Regions from separate parts of the Homo sapiens genome. Here region 2 is linked to region 1. The links are chromatin contacts, found by Hi-C or POLR2A ChIA-PET in ENCODE. All regions are on one chromosome and are shown on one strand. The core of a region is the stretch at or near the end of the contact, and the rest is flanking DNA. Distances in the headings are between cores, read along the strand shown. Region 1 has its middle 16 kb from the start of BLOC1S4. Region 2 overlaps KIAA0232.

Region 1 (5,154 bases), core at 617-3,116:
GGAGGGGTGGTCAGGGAAGCCTCCCTGGGGGAGGCGAGGCAGTCCTGGAGTGGAGTCCCAAGAAAGGAACTGCCGTTCAGCAGTGGGTGAGAGCCAGGCAAGCAGTGCGCATAAAGGGAGGACCTCGAGGGGCTGTGGAGCTGACCTCCAGCCCAGCAGGGTGGGTGCGGGGATGAGGCCTGGATCTGCTCTGTGCAGGCTCAGGAACCGGGGTCACTAGTGGAAGCCCAGGAGGATCTGTTTTATGTCAATATAAAGGAACGTTTCCCAGAGGCAGAGCCATGCAAATAGAATGAACTTTCTGAGGAAGGAGTGAGCTCTCCATTCCTGGGGTTATGTAAGCTGTGATGCTGGAGAGGGATGAGGGGTTCGCCTAGACAGAAACCCTGTAAAATCCCTTCTGATCTAAAAAATCTATATTGAAAAGTGTCTAATGCAGGCAGAAGAGGTACTTATCAGATAATATCAACATAATTTTCATACAAATATGCATAAAGGTGATCATTACAGAGATTTTTTATGGAATGCAAAAAACCCATCTCATAAATCCCACTTTTAGAGAGTTTCTCAGGCAATCAACGCATGAGTATTCAGACACTTGGCTAAAATCACTGCAGTGGTGTTTGTAACAGAGGAAAATTGGAAACAATCCGAATGTTAACTTATATGTTTATTTTCTGTCTCCCCTCTAAGCTGCAAGCTCTAAGAGGGTAGACCTTGTCCGTCTCATTGGCAGCTCTGTCCTTCAGATGCAGTGGATAGAAGAGATAGAATGTGCTCTTTGTTTCATTTTTTAAATTTTGTTTTCTCACTGCCTATTCTGTGAACCTATGTACTCTTTTTTTAAAAGTATAACTTGGCCAGGCGTGGTGGTTCACGGCTGTAATCCCAGCACTTTGAGAAGCCAAGGTGGGCGGATTGCTTGAGGCCAGGAGTTTGAGACCAGCCCGGCCAACACAGTGAAACCCTGTCTCTACGAAAAATACAAAAATTAGCCAGGCATGGTGGTGCACACCTGTAGTCCCAGCTACTCGGGAGGGTGAGGCATGAGAATCGCTTGAACCTGGGAGGCGGAGGTTGCGGTGAGCCTAGATTACACCACTGCACTCCAGCCTGGGCAAAATAGTGAGACTCTGTCTCAAAAAATAAATAAATAAAAAATAAAAAAAGTGATAAAAGTATAACTCTACTGATGAGAAACAGAGTTCATCCAAACGTTATTATAACAGCAGTTGTTTCTGGGTGATGGATCGAAGATTATTTTTATTTTGTTCTTTATGTTGCACTGAGTTTTTCATGCTATCTACAATAGACACACACGATGTTTGTAATGTGAAAAATTTTTGAGAAAAAACAAAATGACATCAGAGTTAAAAAAAAAAAAAAAAAGCAGGAAAGAAAAACGACTTCATTTGCTGAGCTCCGAGAATGGATTTTTTAAAGTCAAACAAAATCGTTTAAGATTTTCTCTAAATGCCCTTAGTGGTATCTTCTTGCCATCTGGCTAGGATCACACGAGAACAACCCAACTCGTTTGGGGAAGAAAATTGTCTTCAGTGTCGCAGTAGCCACCTCTAAACTCGCCTCCTCCACCCAGGGTGTTTTGTCGTAGCCTACCGTGGGCGTGGACTTGACATTTATCTGGGCTCACAAGCCTGCAGGGCTGTCTGGGTGTCCCAAAGCCACTTCTGCTCAAGGCAGATAACTGCCAAAGAAATAACTCTGCCAGCGAAGAATCTGCCTTTGAATCTGTCTTCCCAAACAAGCAAGCTCTCTCAATGTTCAGGAGAAAACAGCTCGCTCGCTCTGAGTTGTTCGAATTTGTGGAGCTCTCCAGTTCTTGGGGCCCAAAGGGATTCAGCCTCCTGGCGGGGTTGGGATCGAAGCTACCTATTAGAAGTCACTGCTCACCATCTGTCACCCTGGGGAAGTAGAGCGGTTCCCAGCCACTGGACATGTGCAAGCCGAGGGTGGGCCACCCTTTGTCAGAGAGCTTGTAGCGGAAGTGCGATCATCAGATGGGGGTGGGGGCGGGTCTTATTGCCTCCAATGGCCAGGTGACAGGGCCTTTGCTCAGAGGGGTGAAATTCGCCAGGGTCTCCTAGTCTACCCAGTAAATCTGGGCTGCCCTAATTATAGCCTCCCCACTGCGCTTACTGGTAGCATTTTGTACAAGATGTTAGGGTTGCCTAGAGGAGGAAGGGGACCCTTTGGGAGAGACAAGGGGCTCTCACCCTCTGGTTCCACAATGACAGCACGGTATTCGCCAGTTCAGGGTCCCTGCCCCTGGAGCTCATGCCTGTAGCCGCCCCGTCCCACAGACAGAAGCACACACAGGCGCCTCTCCTCATGTGCAGCTGGCTCTGAGATTCATGGAACAAGAAGAGCCAACTCCTAGGAGGAGGCCAGTTCAAATTCTGCCTTTTTCCGGCTGTGTACTCTTGGAGAAGTTACACACCTCTCTGAAAAATTGTTGAAAGTAAACTTACTGCACAGGACACTTTCTGTGCTCAGTTATGTCTGCCGAGTTCAGCTGGCGTGCAGGCACTGCCACAGGCCCCGAGAAAAGAACGGGGTGCAGAGCAGGGGCTGCTTTCAGGGACCCGCCGTGCTAGTGAAGGTGGAACGGTAAAGAGGGTCCCGGGTTTAAGGGCGCGGGCAGTGATGGGAGCACAGACCCAGTGAGGCAGGGGAGGGTGAGGGAGGCCTTCTGCAGAGGGGGTACCCTGCAGACAGAGTCAGGGAGAGATCAAGAGACGGGGATGGCCAGGAGGGCACAGGGCTCACTGGCCAGGCAACATCGCCATTATTTCTGTTATTATGACTTCTCCTGCTGAGGCACAGAGAGGGTAAGACACCTGCCCAGGGACACCCTGTTAGAAGGTGGCAGGGCCAGGACTCAGCCGCAGGCCTGTCTGGGGGCCCCCATGCACACGGTGCACTGGTCTTCAATGGGTGCACAGGTGGGATCTCTTTTCTTTTCTTTTCTTTCCTTTCCTTTTCTTTCTTTTTTTTTAGATGGAGTCTCACTCTGTCACCCAGGCTGGAGTGCAATGGTACGATCTTGGCTCACTGCAACTTCCATCTCCTGGGTCCAAGCGATTCTCACCTCAGCCTCCAGAATAGCTGGGATTACAGGCGCATGCCACCACGCCCTACGAATTTTTGTATTTTTAGCAGAGACAGGGTTTCACCATGTTGACCAGGCTGGTCTTGAACTCCTGACCTCAAGTGATCCACCTGCCTTGGCCTCCCAAAGTGCTGGGAATACAGGCATCAGCCACCGCGCCCATGGGTAGGATCATGGGTAGGATCTCTGATCCTCCCGGTTCATGGATCTCCAGATATTACGCTCCAAATCCACCTTCTGCTTTCTTGACATCAAACCTAAGAAACAAGGGCCCACGACACTTTCTGCTTAAGCCTAAAGTGCTGGTAACCAGAAGGGACCCCGAGGGGACCCCCAGGTCTCTCTGCATCCTGAGGGGCTGCCGCTGTGGTTTCTCCCCAGTGCTGGGGACGGGGGGCCCTGTCTGACCTAGTGGCTTCTCATGAAGGTGCCCTTCCAGAGAGCCAAGCACCGAATTGGGCCAGCCCAGGTGGTCACTCGGCTCTGCTGAGGCCTGCTTGGATCTCAGGGTGACTGGCCCCGTCAGGGTGACTCAGCTGTTCTTGCAGCTGGGCGTGGGCTGATGGCTGGGAGCTCTCCAGGCAGCCCGCAGTGGCCAGGCCGCAGGAAGGCAGGCGGGAGCAGCCCGGGAGGACTCACCAAGTTCTTATTTTGCTTTTAAAGCCTCCAGCTCCTGGCCCAGGGAGCCAGGTACAGTCAACCTGTTGGAAAAGTGCCTCCTTCTCAGGGAAGCCTCGGGCATGGGAAAAAGCTAGGATGCTCAGAACCAAACAGGAACTGAAAGTCAGCCCAGCCAAGTCCTTCATTTCACAGCTGAGGAAACTGAGGCCCAGAGAGGCTGACCTGCTTGGGGTCACGCACACGTAGGGTGGTGCAGGCCTGTGATCTTTGCACTGGGCCCCCAGACCTCTCTGGAGAGACGTCACACTCCTCAGAACCAGCAAGCTGCTGGGTGATGCCACAGGACTCCCTGAAAAACCGGCCCGTTGAAGACCAGCACAGGGTGGGCAGGAGGGTCCCCAGACGGACCTGAGGCCCAGTCCTGGCCCTGCCAGTTTCTAACAGGGTGGCCCTGGGCAGGTGTCTTACCCTCTCTAGGCCTCAGTCTCCCCTCTGGCCACCTGCTGGGATCTCCAGGGGAGTTCAGTGAGTGGCAGTGTGCGGTCAGCCCGGTGCACACGGGGTTCCCTCTGTGCTCACCAAACCTCAGAGGAGGTGGCCCTGGAGCCTTGAAGAAGAGGACGCCTCCTGCCTGCCGCTGCTGGGGGAAAGCCCACCTGGCCCTCCGACGCACATATACACACGGACAGGACAGCTTGAGAGCACGCGGAGAATTTGCTTCTCCTGAGAGCAGGCTGGAGTTCAGGGGTCAGAGCGGGTGAATTTGGGCTTTCCCTCTGCAAAACTCACGTGTGAAACCCACTCATTTGTGCAACAAATATTTGCCGAGTGCTTGCTGTGTACAAGGTCCTGCCCCAGGGCGGGAGACAGAGCCATGACCAAAGCAAACAGAATCCTGCCCCATCGTCCTTACTTCCAGAGGGCGGGATCATCAACAAGAGTCACAAATGATCAAACGCACATGGGGAGTAAATAGTGATTGCGGAGCAGGGATCGGAGAGGGATCGGTGCCAATGAGAAAAGAGTTGAGCAGAGCAAGGGACTAGGAAGCGACGGGGATGGGAATTTTAGAGGGGACCCAGAAAGGACCAGCCCGAGCAGGTGACCTCTGAACACAGAGAGGAATGAGGTGAGGGCACAAGCCATGACGGTTTCTGCAGGAAGAACTTTCCAGGTGGGGGAACAGCCCCTGCAAAGGCCCTGAGGCAGGAGCCCCGTGTAACAGCAGCTCCAGCGAGCAAAGGACGGAAGGAGGGGATGAGGGGAGGAGGTGGAGGACACCATGTGTGGGTGTGGATTGGGAGAGAGGACCGCCCTTCCTCATCTGTGGTGTCGGCTTGTTCTGTTTCAGGGTGATAGAATTGCTCAGCCTCCACGAGGTAGGAAATCCCAGAAGACAAGGA
Region 2 (5,377 bases), core at 2,827-5,326, 110 kb after region 1:
ATCTCATTGTGGTTTTGATTTGCATTTCTCTGATGACCAGTGATGATGAGCATTTTTTCATATGTCTGTTGGCTGCATAAATGTCTTCTTTTGAGAAGTGTCTATGCATATCCTTTGCCCACTTTTTGATGGGGTTGTTTGTTTGTTTTTTGTTTTGTTTTTTTTTTTTGGCTTTGCAAATCATATATGTATATTGAAAATTAGAATACACAGTTTGGTGGCTTTGAGTCCTAACACTTTCCCCCCATTTCTTGTACTTGTAGAAATATTGTTCTCACTTTTTCCTGATTTCTTTGTTTCTCACTCTATTGTGCTTAATAATTGTATTAAGGGTTGTTTGTCCTTTTTCTTTTTTTTTTTTCTTTTCTTTTTTTTTTTTTTAGTATTTATTGATCATTCTTGGGTGTTTCTCGGAGAGGGGGATTTGGCAGGGTCGTAGGACAATAGTGGAGGGAAGGTCAGCAGATAAACATGTGAACAAAGGTCTCTGGTTTTCCTAGGCAGAGGGCCCTGCCGCCTTCCGCAGTGTTTGTGTCCCTGAGTACGTGAGATTAGGGAGCGGTGATGACTCTTAAGGAGCATGCTGCCTTCAAGCCTCTGTTTAACAAAGCACATCTTGCACCGCCCTTAATCCATTTAACCCTTAGTGGACACAGCACATGTTTCAGAGAGCACGGGGTTGGGGGCAAGGTTATAGATTAACAGCATCCCAAGGCAGAAGAATTTTTCTTAGTACAGAACAAAATGGAGTCTCCTGTCTATTTCTTTCCACACAGACACGGTAACAATCTGATCTCCCTTTCTTTTCCCCACACTTCCCCCCTTTCTATTCGACAAAACCGCCATCGTCATCATGGCCCATTCTCCATGAGCTGTTGGGTACACCTCCCAGACGGGGTGGCGGCCGGGCAGAGGGGCCCCCACCTCCCAGACGGGGCAGCGGCCGGGCGGGGGCTGCCCCCCACCTCCCGAACGGGCCGGCTGGCGGGGCGGAGGGGCTCCTCACTTCCCAGGCGGGGCGGCTGCCGGGCGGAGGGGCTCCTCACTTCTCAGAAGGGGCGGCGGGTCACAGACGCTCCTCACCTCCCAGACGGGTTGGCGGCGGGGCAGAGACGCTCCTCAGTTCCCAAATGGGGTCGCGGCTGGGCAGAGGTGCTCCCCACATCCCAGACGATGGGCGGCCGGGCAGAGAGGCTCCTCACTTCCTAGACGGGATGACGGCCGGGAAGAGGCGCTCCTCACTTCCCAGGCTGGGCGGCCGGGCAGAGGGGCTCCTCACATCCCAGACGATGGGCGGCTGGGCAGAGACGCTCCTCACTTCCTAGACGGGGTGGCGGCCAGGCAGAGGCTGCAGTCTCGGCACTTTGGGAGGCCAAGGCAGGCGGCTGGGAGGTGGAGGTTGTAGCGAGCCGAGATCACGCCACTGCATTCCAGCCTGGGCAACATTGAGCACTGAGTGAGCGAGACTCCGTCTGCAATCCCGGCACCTCGGGAGGCCGAAGCTGGCAGATCACTCGCGGTCAGAAGCTGGAGACCAGCACAGCCAACACGGCGAAACCCCGTCTCCACCAAAAAATACAAAAACCAGTCAGGCGTGGGCGGCGCGTGCCAGCAATCCCAGGCACCGGGCAGGCTGAGGCAGGAGAATCAGGCAGGGAGGTTGCAGTGAGCCGAGATGGCGGCAGCACAGTCCAGCCTTGGCTGGGCATTAGAGGGAGACCGTGCAAAGGGGAGAGGGGGAGGGGGAGGGAGAGGGAGAGGGAGAGGCAGAGGCGGTTGTTTGTTTTTTTCTTGTAAATTTGTTTAAGTTCTTTGTAGATTCTGGATATTAGCCCTTTGTCAGATGGATAGATTGCAAAAATTTACTCCCATTCTGTAGAATTAGGATTTCTAACCTGTAGTGTTGCATTTGAGAGTCTATGGAGCAATACCTTTCAGATTCTGAGAAAAATTATCTCCATTCTAAAAGATCTTACCCGAACTAGTAAGTATGAGGGTAACAAAGATAGCTTTTTTTTTTTTTTTTTGAGACAGGGTCTTACTCTGTCACCCAAACTGGAGCACAGTGGCGTGATCTCTGCTCACTGCAGCCTCCGCCTCCCAGGCTCAAGCAATTCTCCCACCTCAGCCTTCCAAGTAGCTGGGACTGCAGGTGGACACCACCATGCCCGGCTAATTTTTGTATTTTTCTTGGAGACAGAGTTTCACAATGTTGGCCAGGCTGTTCTCAAACTCCTGGGCTCAAGTGATCTGCCCACCTCTGCCTCCCAAATTGCTAGGATTATAGGTATGAGCCACCATATGCCCCACCTAAAGATAGCTTTTGACAGATGAGGCTTCTGAGGTTACTGGGAGTATTCTAGGTCTGACTGTTACCTGATAGATATATTATTATTCTTAAAACTGTACATTTACATTGTATATACTCTGCTATGTGGGATAAATTCCACATTTAAAATAAATCTGTTAAGATATATGCCAACTGTTGACAGTAGTTACCTGTGAGGATTGATGTTGGGGTGGAACTGACTTGTACTTTCAAAGCAGCTTTTTTTTTTTTTTTTTTTTTTGAGACAAAGTCCATTTCAAAATTGTTATAAAGGTTGCTTGAAGCTAATACATGTTTTTGGTAGTTTATGAATTGATACGTTTAAAATAAATAAAGCTGGCCAGGTGAGGTGGCTCACGCCTGTAATCCTAGCACTCTGGGAGGCCGAGGCGGGCAGATCACTTGAGGCCAGGAGTTCAAGACCAGCCCAGCCAACATGGCAAAACCCCATCTCCACTAAAAATACAGAAATTAGCCAGGTGTGGTGGCGCATGCCTGCAATCCCAGCTACTCAGGCTAAGGCACGAGAATCTCTTGAACCCAGGAGGCAGAGGTTGCAATGAGCCAAGATCACGCCACTACACTCCAGCCTGGGTTACAGAGCAAGACTCTGTCTCAGAAATAAAATAAATAAAGCTAAGGATTCTTCCTTTCAAGCTTCTAGGAATGACATTGATTAATAAGATTAATTTTAGCTCTTATATGAAAATTGATTAAATTTTTTCCCATCACCGTCAGGTTTAGATTTTGCATTAGCACTTACGTTAGGCAGAAGAAAATATATAAAATTTTACATATAAGGAATATGAAAATAATTTCAGAGTGAGAGTTGGTGCTAATGATGGGTACACAAATTCCTATACTTCCCAAGACACCATTAACACTTTTTGTGTGTGTAAAATGTTCTCATGGAATAGAGAAGTTTTAAATATAAATATCCCATGTTTTAAAACTGACATTTCTGCTTTTATGTGCAAATGTGAATGCATCAATACAGAGAAAACTAGGGATGGTCCCTGAGTGACAACTGCCAGTTTAGGAATCACCTTGAAGGAAGAATAAAGGAATAGTGTGTATAAAGGAATAGTGTGTACAAAGACACAGAAATAGGAGGGGCCTGATGCTGTAAGGTCAGAAAAGAGTATGCTGAGGAGGGGGTAGTCGAAGGTCAGAGTGGGGCAGGCCCGCAGGAAACAGACCCTGAAGAGACTGATGTGCTGTGTGAGGGCATTTCTAGTTATGTCCTAGAGACAAAAGACCTGTAGATCGAGTTTAGCCAGCAGGACTTAATGGCATGGCAGTGGGCAGACAGGTAGGTCAGTGAGGAGGTCATCACTGTGGGCTGAAGACCTAGTAGGAAAAACAGGAATATAGTTAACCTGAAATTATGCTTGTTTGATTGGAGCGGCTCATTTTTTAGGGGCAAATAGGGGTTATTTTGAGCAATATATCAGTGGATTTATTACTGAATGCTCTCCTCAGAATCTGACTGTATCTCATTCACAAGCAACCCAAAGTTTGGCCTAAATTGGCTTACGGGGGAAAAAAGACTCAAATAACTAAAAGTCCAGAAGTTGGGCTGGCCCCTGTTAGGTTTGATTCAGAGCTTCCCAGTGTCATTCAGGCTTCTGCTCTGCCTCTCTGCCTACCTCTTTTTGTCAGCTTGGTTTTGCAGCCAGCTCCTTGTAGGGTAAAGGGTGGTGACAATGAGCATGCTTCTGGGATCATATTCTCACACACTGTCCAGAGGTCATGTTCCCCGCATTCCCAGCAAGGACCATGAAATGTGCATTTCTGATTGGCCACGTGCCTCTCTCTGAGCCAATCTTTGTGGCCAAAGGGATGATGGGGGTAGTGTTAATCCCATGCAGACACATTGTGGTTTTGGTCATTTAGGCACTGTGAGGCAGGGGCGTATGCTCAGCAGCTAGCCTCCAGTGACTGCTGGTGTATTTCCAAGTGGCGTGTGCTTTTTCTCCCCCAGTTCCCAATCTCCCTTTTGATAAAGACAGCATGGAAAAGTCAATCAGAACTCTAGCCTTACGTGACCTCCCTGTAGTGTCTAGAAAAGTACCTGATAATAGACTCTCATGCTGGGGAGTTCCTTAGTTGTATCTGCTTTTGGTACTTGATAATTATGTTGTTTCTTTAAGATTAGGACTGAGTAACTATTTGACAAATGTCTAATATTTTATGTTTATGTATAAGCAGACTTTTTTTTTTTTTTTGAGACACTCCTAACCTCGTGATCCACCCACCTCTGCCTCCCAAAGTGCTGGGATTACAGACATGAGCCATCGCCCCCAGTCATAAGCAGACTTTTAATAGTACAGGATAGGAGACTAAAAGGATAACAATAAGTGAGATAGAAATATCTTGGTTCTTTTTATACTCATTTCTTTAAGCTGTGATTAACAATTCAATGCTGTTAAATTTTGGTTAAGTTATGGTACATTAACGTAGTACATTAAGCCTTAAAAAAACAGCATGAGGGACCTCTCAAATACAAGTATAAAGAACAGAATGCAAACAAGTGTGTGTGATATATACTGTTGTTTATGTAGCTTTTGCTACAGATGTGATGTTTCTTAATTCAACCTAAATAATGTGATAAAGTCACTCTAACATTATTTGAATCATAAATAATGTCAGGCTGCTTCATACATTTTTTGTTCTGTCAAAAGTTAAAACAAGAAGTGAAATCTCCATCCCCACACAAATTTATCATGGGTAAGTTGTCCAGGCTCAAACTGCTCTTCCAGCAGCATTTTTCATACTGGATACGCAGTGCAAAGGAAATTTCTTTATCTCAAAATCTATTTGCCTACTTAAGTTAGCAAGGCGCTTTCATTAACTTTCATTCCTTAGTATTAATCTACAATATACTGACATGCTAGAAGGCAAATATCAAGATACAAATTTAACAGAATTCTATAAATGCCTTCTAACCAAATATGTTCAGTTAAACTCATGCTTGTGGATTAATACCAGCATTTGGCAATTTCTATTTGTGTGAAGACATTTTCAAAGATGAAATACATAAACTTT

What was found. Hi-C counts contacts between places; a loop is a spot of excess contacts on that map. ChIA-PET counts read pairs that join two places held with the same protein, here RNA polymerase II (POLR2A). Pooled maps may share reads with other maps.
Region 2: POLR2A ChIA-PET joins it to region 1 with 12 read pairs in activated T-cell. The contact joins two enhancer-like sites. A Hi-C loop is called at or near these places in 1 of 50 pooled maps. POLR2A ChIA-PET finds 5 or more read pairs at or near these places in 6 of 52 experiments (PC-9, WTC11, activated CD8-positive, alpha-beta memory T cell and 2 more).

Annotation. Positions count from the first base shown.
Region 1 is chr4:6,729,130-6,734,283 of GRCh38, forward strand. No RefSeq gene overlaps it. Among named protein-coding and RNA genes, the nearest start is that of BLOC1S4, 16 kb to the left of the region's middle. RefSeq lists enhancers at 3,004-4,203, 3,615-4,521. Within about 2 kb of position 1,867, at least 3 of the 41 ENCODE cell types and tissues checked have a DNase peak (open chromatin) inside an H3K27ac peak, as active enhancers do.
Region 2 is chr4:6,836,180-6,841,556 of GRCh38, forward strand. All of the region lies in intron 3 of KIAA0232, which reads left to right. Among named protein-coding and RNA genes, the nearest start is that of KIAA0232, 56 kb to the left of the region's middle. Within about 2 kb of position 4,077, at least 5 of the 41 ENCODE cell types and tissues checked have a DNase peak (open chromatin) inside an H3K27ac peak, as active enhancers do.